Regions from separate parts of the Homo sapiens genome. Here region 2 is linked to region 1. A link is a contact called in ENCODE Hi-C or POLR2A ChIA-PET data. All regions are on one chromosome and are shown on one strand. The core of a region is the stretch at or near the end of the contact, and the rest is flanking DNA. Distances in the headings are between cores, read along the strand shown.

Region 1 (5,622 bases), core at 2,377-4,876:
ACACCAAATTCTTTGTGAGCTCGGGTAATATAAAAACACACCAGCAGTGTAGGCCGAGCGCGGTGGCTCACTCCTGTAATCCCAGCACTTTGGGAGGCCGAGGCGGGCAGATCACAAGGTCAGGACATCGAGAGTATCCTGGCTAACACGGTGAAACCCCATCTCTACTAAAAATACAAAAAATTAGCCGGGCGTGGTGGCGGGCGCCTGTAGTCCCAGCTACTCAGGAGGCTGAGGCAGGAGAATGGCATGAACTCAGGAGGTGGAGCTTGCAGTGAGCCGAGATCGCGCCACTGCACTCCAGCCTGGGCGACAGAGTGAGACTCCATCTCAAAAAAAAAAAAAAAAAACAAAAACAAAAACACCAGCAGTGATTAAGTCTGGGTTGTGGGATCATGAGTGATTTTGTTTACTTATTTGCACTTTTCTCTATATTCCAATCTGCCTATACTGACAACTTACTACTTTCATAGTTTTTAAAAATCTTTGATTTTATAAATTAGCCCATAAGTAAATTTGCTTTCAGAGACTATCCTGCATAGAAAAGGTGGAAGGTGGAAATCCACAGGTGCAATTGAAACATGGTCAGGGGGCCAGGCGCAGTGTCTCAAGCCTGTAATCCAAGCACTTTGGGAGGCCAAGGTGGGCGGATCACCTGGGGTCAGGAGTTCAAGACCAGCCTGGCCAACATGGCGAAACCCCGTCTATACTAAAAATACAAAAATTAGCCAGGTGTGATGGTGTGTGCCTGTAATCCCAGCTACTTGGAAGGTTGAGGCAGGAGAATCACTTGAACCCATGAAACAAAGATTGCAGTGAGCCAGTGGGCGACAGAGCAAGGCTCCATCAGAAAGAAAGAAAGAAAAGAAAGAAAGAAAGAAAGAAAGAAAGAAAGAAAGAAAGAAAGAAAGAAAGAAAGAAAGAAAGAGAGACAGAGGGGGGGGGAGGGAGGGAGAGAGAGAGGAAGGAAGGAAGGAAGGAAGGAAGAAGGCAAGAAAGGCAGGCAGTGGGGGATCCGGAGTCTTGCAGCTCTGGCTTCTAGCTCCATCCATGCTGCCTTCTGGGTGTGCTTTGTGTCAAGGCCTTGACTGGACCTCATTCCTCATTGTTACAGGGAAATGGCAGGCTACCTGTATGCACTAATGATCCTGAGCCCATGTTCCTCAAGAGTGCCATCCCAGGGCTGGGCTGCAGCCGTCTAATGTGCATTAACAGTTGATGCACATGAGGCAAGCATCCAAGAAAGGATTCTACATTTCCTGCCAAGCATGGGAGAAGGTGAACCTGGATAATGCTTGCACTTGGGAAGCTAAACACAATTTCAGCTTCAAGGAAACCCCCAGATTGCAAAATTCTTGGACAGAAAGCAAAATATATCTAATATTTCTGCCACCATCTCTGTGAGTTTTCTGCCACCATTCTCCACCATGACCTCTGATCTGTCTAGCAGCCTGCTGGATTTCACACGAGCAAAGCTAAAATGGGAGGAAAGAGGGCATATGAAAAAAAAATTAGATTGACAGAAAACCCAGAGTCAATAGGACAGTCTAGACTCCCCAGCTTGTAAACTATTCATAATGACTCACTCAATAGTCAGGCATTGACAACAAGCTGAATGACTGTGGACCTAGAGCTACAATATTGGCAATGTTATCTTTAATTTGAAGAGCTCAAATAATTCTGGGAGGCATTAATCAGGTAAAGAAACACTTGCCCTGGATCAAAAATTAGTGTCAGTTGGTTACCAAGGATGGGAATATGGTTAACCATATTCTTTTATTTCCCAGGTTATTGTCATAACATCTCTGTATAATTTTATATACCCATATGCACAAGTGGCCAGAAATCCCTTTCTAGCCAGCAGGGACCCACAAGGTTCTGTTTAGCAGATTTATCCCAATAATCTATCCTCATTAATACTGTATAAGAAACCACCTAAAAATCCAATGGCTTAAAACAACAAGGATTTCGCTGGGTATGGTGGCTCATGCCTGTAATCCCAGCACTTTGGGAGGTCAAGGTGGGCAGATCACCTGAGGTCAGTAGTTCAAGACCAGCCTGACCAACATGGAGAAACTCCATCTCTACTGAAAATACAAATTAGCTGGGCATGGTGGTGCATGGCTGTAGTACCAGCTACTCGGGAGCTGAGGCAGGAGAATCACTTGAACCTGGGAGGCAGACATTGCAGTGTGCCAAGATCACGCCATTGCACTCCAGCCTGGGCAACAAGAGCGAAACTCTGTCTCAAAAACAACAACAACAACAACACAAGAATTTAGTCTCACGTCTACAGGTCTGCAAGACTGACTGTGGTTCAGCGGCTCTAGGCTGAGCAAGGCTACAGTTCGGCTGTGCTTAACGCCAACCTGTCCTTAGCTCCAGCCTATAGGTTGAGCTGTAGGCAAGCGTGTTCATTCTGGGCCTAAGCTGAGTGGATAACAGCTGCCTGGGGAAAGTTCTTCCCATCATGGTCACTGAGATACAAAAAGATCAAGCTTTAATGCGCAAGCTCTTTTCAAGCCTCTGCCATCACATCTAACAAGTATTCTTTTTGGCCAAACCCAAAGTTAAGGGGCAAGAAGGACACTCCTCCCACCATGAGGTCACAGCAAGGGTGTTGATGAATAATTCTCTTTAAGTGCTGTGATGAATTGAGAATAGCAATTCTATTATCCACTGTGATGGTTAAATCTCCACTGGTTAAATCTTGACCAGTTCCTCTTCTGACTACTTCTGATTTTCTCCTTTGGCTTCCCAGACCACATGCACAACCCCTGCAGGTGAGCCAGAATGCCAAGAAGTCAGCATTATAAGGCTAAATAGAGAAAGAACAAGTTTTCTTTTTGGAAAGTTCCTCCCAACCTGCGATGTGTCAAGACATCACCATTAATTGGAAGGGGACACGATTATGCAAAATAACTGAGTATAAAGAACTTAGAGACAAAAGGGGAGTGAGGGGAGGAAGGAGATGTAGCAGTTTGAACTATACGAGGTTTAAATTAATTTCAACCAAAACATAACAAGCAAAGGATGTTCTCCTGATTATCTTATGTTTACTATTATATTTCAAAGGCAATACATGCTTATTGTGTGTGGGGGGAATCAATCTAGTGAGTAGAAAACACAACCATCTAAAACCCCATCACCCCTAATTAGCTGCCATTCAAATCCTTTATACATGGACTACTTTGGGCATTGGAAATCAAGGTGCTGCTACCTAAACAGTGTCGTGAAAATTTTAAGGCTCTGAGAAAATGTTAAGGCCATTTGAACACCAGAAATTCTTGTTCTCATCTCTCAACTACAAATGCCTAGGTGAGTTCTCGCTTACAGATTTTTTTCAAATTTACAGTATATGCAATTTATTTATTTATTTATTTTTGCAAAAATGGGGTCATCTATTACATACCACTTTTCACATTAGAACAATTTTCCTCATCAACAAAGATATGTCTATATCATCATTTTAAATTCTGCCTTATATTTCATTTATAAATTACCATAAATTACTTAACCAACACCCCATTGATGGAAGTTTAGGTTATTTCCAGTTTTTCACAATTACTTTCTGCATGCATAATAACTCACGTCACTTCATATACAAACTGAGGCATTTATTTTCATTTTCAGATCTAAGAAATCTAAGCAGTGCCTTATTGACAATAAATAGAACCACCCTTGTGGTGTTAAAATGTGGGCAGCAAGAAAGGAAATAGTGTGGTTGGGTGGAGATTAGTCATTTTTGAAAGAGCACGTATGTACATTTTGCACGTTGGTGACAATTCACTCAAAATTTTAAAGAACCCAGCTTAAGTTTTGAATCAGCCTGAAGCACTCCGAACTTCAGATGCTCATCTCAGCCTCTTAAGTCTGCCAACCAAGCTGGAGACAAAACAAGATCTGGCTCCCTGGTGGCCGCCTGGGAATCCTGCCCTTGGCGTCATTTCTGGAAGGGCAAAAGAACCCTACGGACTCTTGTATCACTAGGATAGAAATGCCACCCAGCTCCTCAGCCCATCTCCATCACCATGGCAGTGGGGAGGGGCCTAGGCATTATCAGAATGGGTCAGGACTAGCTCAGAGCCAGTGTCAGGCTGGCTGACTGTAAACTAAGCCAGGCTTTCAAGGGAAGGCTTTTGAAGGAAATAAGCCAACAAAACAGCATCAGAAACTGAGGAACCATTCCTTCTCCAACTCTACCCCCCAAGAGATACCAAGGTCACACAGGATACAGCAGTTGTTGAAATTATTACTGCTATGGAACAGAGCTTTTTTGGCACCGGAAGAAGTCATTCTCTTCTGTCAACCCTCTTTTCCTTTCCCTTGGATTTTCAATCCTCCCCATAGAAAATCAAGACCGCCCAGCAAAGAACATGCTTACCCAAAAGACCACAGTGCCATTCAGAAACAAGAAATTCCAACTCTACCATACATATAACCTTCTATCCATCCTCTGACCTTCTGACTTCATAATGTATCTTCCCAAGATAAATAGATGCATGGCATGTTAAAGCCTAGGAGGACCATGGAGATTGTGTCAATATCTTTATCCTTCAGTGAATAGATGGAGGCCTCAGAGAGGATGAGCAACCTGCCCATGGCCCCACAGAATTGGTGGCAGAGCCCAAGACTGTTGGCCCCCAACCACACTGTCCAGACTTCAAAAGCTGATCCTCTTGCCAATGCCCCCACACTAGTAACAGCCTTTTTGCCTGAATGTCTCTCAGTGATGTCATGAAGACAAATTACTGTCTAGCTGTATGGTTCTTTAGTCCTTGCTGTATGTTATTGTACCTGGCAGGCCCTCATGGAAACTAAGCTGGAAAGAAATGAAGGAGCTCAACTTGGTTAAAACCATTGACAGAACACTCATCCCCCATCTTTTGCTCTCTAGACAACCGCAGGTAAATGTGAGGCGTTTGAGAGAGTTAAGCCTTCTGTATCAGTTAAGCTAAAAGAACAGTTTATTTCATACCCCTAAACTTCACAGGAATAGAACACAAGCTACCAGGCAGCAAGAACAAAGGAACAGACTAGATACATTTATTTTTCAGAAATTTTAAGCCATGGAAGAACAAAAAAAAATTCTTCAAAGAAAATTTAGGGGCAGGGGATTGAAATACATGCAAAACTTATTTTTAGTGCCCTTTACAGATATAAAGTCATGCTGTTCGTTTAGGAACAAAAAAATGCATTATGTATAACTTGTTTCACTCATAAAATTACCATGTTTTGTATATTGATATATTTAGACATTGGGAGATCTGAAAAAAGCATTTTTATGATTTCTTTCCTGGTTATTTTCTCGGGCAAAAGGGAGGTTTTTAAAAAAAAAAAGTCCTCAGTGGAAAAACTTTTCAGAATTTTGAGAAAATTTACAGATTTTAGAGGATTTTTACTTTTCCCAAAATGACTAAGTCATCAGGTTCTCAAGTCATTGAACTCTAATGTGTTCAACCAGCGTCCTCTACTTATCAAGATAATAGCACAACCGGGTTTAGTAATGGTGACCTATTGTGGAACTTTCAAAAGTCCACTGTAGAAGTCCCACAAATTTGAAATTCACTTTGCCCTCCAAGGTAAATCTTTTCTGTTCTTCCCACTGTAGCACTACTTAAA
Region 2 (5,207 bases), core at 1,944-4,443, 210 kb before region 1:
TATTAAAGGTCTTTTAGGAACACAAAAGTAGGAATTCCCTGAGAGAGGTTTTCTTCACTTGAGACTCATGGGTTATAAATGAAACTACTGGAATGCCCTGACCAAGTGCTGAGAGGAGCTTCAGAGACCCACAAAAACCTAAAAAGATGTGAAATTTGTCTCTGATCAAATAGATTTTGGACCTTATGAAAGAAAATAAGCTTTTCTTTTGATTCTTAGAGAAAAATTTTTGCTTCAGATGAATCCAAGTGTGTGTGCACGCACGTGCTTTCGTTGGGATCGTCTTATAGCTGTTATTCCAGATACCTGCTTCACAAAGCTTCTGTGATTATTCCTACTACTGTGACGATTCCTGCCACCCCAGTGATCGGGGAAAAGAACTTGAAATACAACTGGGTATTGTAGCATTGGCACTGTGCAGACGCTGTGTAGCTCTCTCATGTCTGGTACTTCTTTGTTTGCTAAAGGAGTATTGAGATTCAGAAAGTGGCTGCCTTCTAAACCTTTATTGTTCAGATAGCATTACTTTGGACCCAGGACAGAGGGCTTATAGTTGACTGTGAACGGGGTGAATGTTATACTTAAGCAGGGAATGTGGTCACCCAGTTGCAATGATTTAGAGTGCTTTGAACATAAATATCTCCCACGATGAATGACCAGGGTGCCTGAAATTCCATTGTTGAGACATTCCTTTTGGATCAGGCATTATTTCCACATAGCTCCACTTTTAAAAGTAAATCATTATGGCAGGAGATAGTTATGGAGAGAGATAATTAATACCTCAAGTCCCTAATATCTTAATGAAAATTAGCTTATCAGATCTCCTGAATTTTTTGAAGTGGAAGGACCGTGGCCAGCACGGAGTGGGTAGAGTTGGAAATAAGCACTATAATTTGCTTAGGGCTGGCCTTCTCTGTGGATAAGACAGATGGAAAACTAGATGGAAAATCCAGGCCTCCTGATTTAGACAAAACATTGTGAGCCTGGAGCTCTGAGGCCAGGATGAGCAGTCTGCTACTTACTGTGCGTGGCCATTGCTCTCAAGACATTGCCATCATCAGTCTTGGCCAAAGAAGGTCAGGTCTCCTCTAGTACACTGGCGATTTGAGAATGTGCAAGTCATCTGCATTTCTTTGACAGGAGTAGTGAATTTGGGAGTATAAATCTGAATCCTTAAGCCTTTCAACCATTCTCACTAAATGTCTTTACTTCAGGGATGATCACGTTTGATCGTAATGCCAAGATCTTGCAGATGTATAAAGGGCATGGTAATCCAAGTCTTGAGTTGAAGTAAGTGGTCAGGAAAATCTTGACCCTTGGGGAAGGAGCTACCAGAGCTGGGTGGCCTATGTGTGTGTGACAGGGAGGAGGTGTGCAGAATTTGGGGGAAAGATCCTTTGTAGTTCTCCATGTGGAATAATAACTTCCATTTATTGAGTGCTTATGGTAGGCGCTTTTCACATGTATTGTATCATTTAACCCTCTAGGCAGTCCTGTGAACTGGGTTTTATTATCCTCATCTTACTGATGAAGAGTCAAACTTAAAGAGGAAAAGGAACTTGACCAGAGTCACAGAGGTGGTAGGTGGGAGACAGGTCCATCCAATATACACCTTGCCTTCCAATAGAAGCCAAAGCCCTATTGCCTAATCTCTTCACTTTAAGAACATGAAGAATAGTGTTGAGTTCCCCTTTGAGATCTGACTGTGGTTAAAGCTTCACAAATTTCAGAAAAACAGAATAACTCACTAAAATAAAAATTTAAAGCTACCCCACAGAAAACATCTACCACAACCCAAAACTTCAGGGTTTATATATCCAGATTTTAGTGAACTATATGACTCTCCCTAGTCCCTTGCTCTGTCTCCTGGTAAATACTGTCCCTTTCAGAGCCCTGGCACATACATAGTGTAATAAGATCAGACCCCATCCCCCTACCATTCCAATGCAATCTAATTGCAAAGTGAAAATCCAGGGCCGTCTTAGATCCTCATCTGTCTACGTCTCTCTTGGTCCCCACTGCTTGATACGCAGTCTCAGGTTCAATACCATTCTCTCTTTTTGTGCTTTAGGTCTCTGTATTGTTTCCTTTTCACCACTTTTTTTTTTTTAATGAAGTGATTTTAAATGGAAAATTAAAAACTTAACTGTGAATCTGGCAGTTTCCTGCTAATGCCTCTTTGCTAAGAAGCTTCATAAAATACTGTATCTTATTCACTTCAGCACAGCTGCTGTGGGCTCTCACCACTTAACCATTCACAATATGTCTGAGAGATTAATTTTTGTAAGGCTGTGGTTTGAGATATCTCCCCCTTCCTTGTTTTACTTAAAATCCTCAGTGGGAAAGCGTGCATGGGGAAAAAAAAAACCACCACCACCCTGGATAAAAGGTACTTTGGTAACATACGTGCTTTAGGAACTATAATTTGTCATTTTATTTTCTTGTGCCCTCTTCATTTGAAATGCTGCAGCCTTTCTGCCAGAAGTCTCAAGTTTGTGTATGAGACTGAGGGGGAAACGAGAGTAGGTACCTTGTGCTGAGACTGTCCTGGGACAGTCCCGTGGTGGGTGTGAGCGTCTGTGTGATGCAGGTATGCTTATTTCTTCATGAAAGCCGCAGGTACTGGTTGCCTCTCGCAGGGTTAAAACTCTTGGCGGCTCACAGGAGGTGATGAAGAGCAAGGGCACGGGAGAATGAAGAAGCAGGAGGAAGGTGTGGGCCAGGGTCGGTTTCGGTGGGGTCCCCACTTGCTGGGTGAAAGCTGAACTGTTTATCCACACATCCCAGCAGCAGCAGAAAGCCAAGGGGTGTTTTCAGGACTCAGCTGCCAAAGTTTCTTGAAGCAGCTCTGCTCAAAGGCATATGCTGGGCTCACTTCTGAGGGAAATTTCCTTTTTGGGGAAGTTGAAGCAAAGGAATTTCCTGTGTGGGCAGACAGAGCTTCCTGACTTGAAGGCTTCTTGGAAGGGAAACAGTTTCATAATGAAATGACAAATTAAAGACATACCAGCCGGGTTCACTTCAAAACAGCTATTGAGAGTGCAGGCAAAGCCCTATTATACTCCCTCACAGAACAAAAATAAATCCCATCCTGACAGGTTTCTGTATGCCGGATTATATCCGTCCCCCCACACCTTTCTTCACAGCCTTCTTCATGCTTCCCTTCCTCCCACCCCCGCCATTAGCTGCCACCAGCTCCATCTTGAACAGCTCTCGAGAGCAGCCGGCAGCCAGGCCGGGAGCCTGTTTCTTGCTCCCTTGCTTTGTGGCTTTGCCCATCCCTGACCTGCGTGGAGGCCTTATAGGTTATGTGACAGCCCTATGCTGCCAAGACACAGAAATGACCTCTTTCCTTCCCCTTTTGACATAAAGCAATGATTGAAGACGTCTTCAGCAATGGGGTGGGGGCGGGCAGTCAGGGGAGAATGCAGCCATTTCCTCAGGCCGGCCTTTAAAATCTTGAAGGCAGTAAATGTAAGTGCTATTCCGGTCTTGGGAGCTGGGTCTGAATTCTTTGCTTTGTTGAAGGAAATAGGGCTCTGTGCTGGGTGGACGATATTCTTGTACCTGAACATGTCATTTTCTTCAGTTCCATCAGCCTGCATGTGGTGCTTTGTTTTGTTTCTGAAATTGACATGATGATGCCTTAGGAACTAAATTTTTTTCTTTAATGGAACAGGCTAGGAGAAAGAAGGATGGCGGTATCATTTGGGGCGTGAGAACAGTCATTATTAATTAGGCTTAAGTTAATGAAATAAAAAAGGCACAGGCTTTGAAATCAGTTGTCTAAATTTAAGGGCCAGCTCTAACAATATACAACCAGCAATGTAACCTTGAACAAGTCACTGAACCTCCCAGCCTCAGTTTCCTTATCTCTAAAATGGGTACAGTCATACCTTTTTCACATTGTTGTGAGGAAATTAGATTATGATTTCAGAGGCACTTTGTGAATTCCTATAAGCCTTCATACTTCTTATTAAACCACTATTGGGATCTCTGGAGACTGAAATATAGTATTAGGCTAAGACAGCAGAATTGTAGAATTTGTAGATCAATTTGGCAAATATTTAGTAGAAGTCTTCTATGTGTGCAGCATGGCTCGACTCTGTGGGGGAAAATAAACAAGTGGAAAGTTTCAGGTGGCCGCATGGTATAGCAGAAAGAATATTGGACTTGGGGCCAGGAGGCCAGGGTTCAATCCTGGCTGTCACTCAGTTGCCTGTGACTTGGTATGAACTGTTTAACCTTGATGAGCCTCAGTTGCTCATCTGTAAAACTGGGAGAAATCAAACTCTATGACCTTAATAAACTCTGTCCAACTCTAACATTGTATAATCAGTTTTAAGAGGTTTTTGCCTTTAGCAGCTGTTTATAGGATTTATTCTAAAGAGTAGGGAAGAAATATTCATTGTATAAGAGCTTGTCTGATGAAGAAGATTGCATGAAAAAGCTACACTTTTTTAATAAGTATATCTGATGTAAACAGGAAAAATGGGTGCTTGCCAGATATGTCATCTATAGCAACTTGTTTTGAGGGGGTCTCTGAATGCTGACATGAAAATGACTAGGATCATGGGTTGAACGTGAGTTTGCTCAAGAGAAGGTTCTCTTGGGGCTTTGGTTTACTTCCTCCCAGCTGCTCCAGGGAACACTCAGGATATTTCCAAATGGCTGCTCATTTAAGCCATTCCCGTTATGGTTCTCCTTGTCCAAATTGGCTTCCATGGTACAGTCCCAGTGTTGACTGGTTCTGCTAATTTGATTCTTTTTTTTTTTAATGTGCTGATATGTAGTTTTAGGACTGCTGCATTATTGTTCCTCTATCTTTCCGTTTGTATTAGTAAAGAACTATTAGCAATTTTGCCTCAGTCTTCTAAGCACGCTTTTTGATTGGAGAAAACCAAGGTACCAGAAAACTTAGATACCATGTGGAAAGTCACAGTTTACTGGGTGTGTACTATGTGTTACTAGTGCTTTAATAAATTTCCTCATTAATTTTATTCTCCCAGCAAGCCTGGCAGGTAGCTGATAGTATCTTTGCTTTACACATACAGAAACTAGGGCTTAGAGATGGTAAGTAATTGGGTCAAGGCCACAGAACTGGCTGGTAGCAGAGCCAGAATTTGAACTCATGTCTGCCTGCTCCAAAGCCTGTGTTCTTTATCCCCTCAGTGCACCCCTACTGTTTTGACTGCTGTTAAATTGAC

What was found. Hi-C counts contacts between places; a loop is a spot of excess contacts on that map. ChIA-PET counts read pairs that join two places held with the same protein, here RNA polymerase II (POLR2A). Pooled maps may share reads with other maps.
Region 2: a map with no recorded cell type shows a loop between it and region 1 (11-fold over the local background). The contact joins two enhancer-like sites. A Hi-C loop is called at or near these places in 8 of 37 single-sample maps with no recorded cell type and 12 of 50 pooled maps. POLR2A ChIA-PET finds 5 or more read pairs at or near these places in 6 of 52 experiments (AG04450, activated B cell, activated CD4-positive, alpha-beta T cell and 3 more).

What each region holds. Positions count from the first base shown.
Region 1 is chr12:11,977,610-11,983,231 of GRCh38, forward strand. No RefSeq gene overlaps it. Among named protein-coding and RNA genes, the nearest start is that of BCL2L14, 91 kb to the right of the region's middle. Within about 2 kb of position 3,627, at least 5 of the 41 ENCODE cell types and tissues checked have a DNase peak (open chromatin) inside an H3K27ac peak, as active enhancers do.
Region 2 is chr12:11,763,363-11,768,569 of GRCh38, forward strand. All of the region lies in intron 2 of ETV6 (ETS variant transcription factor 6), which reads left to right. Among named protein-coding and RNA genes, the nearest start is that of ETV6, 120 kb to the left of the region's middle. RefSeq lists enhancers at 1-134, 2,640-2,719, 2,730-2,809. Within about 2 kb of position 3,194, at least 25 of the 41 ENCODE cell types and tissues checked have a DNase peak (open chromatin) inside an H3K27ac peak, as active enhancers do.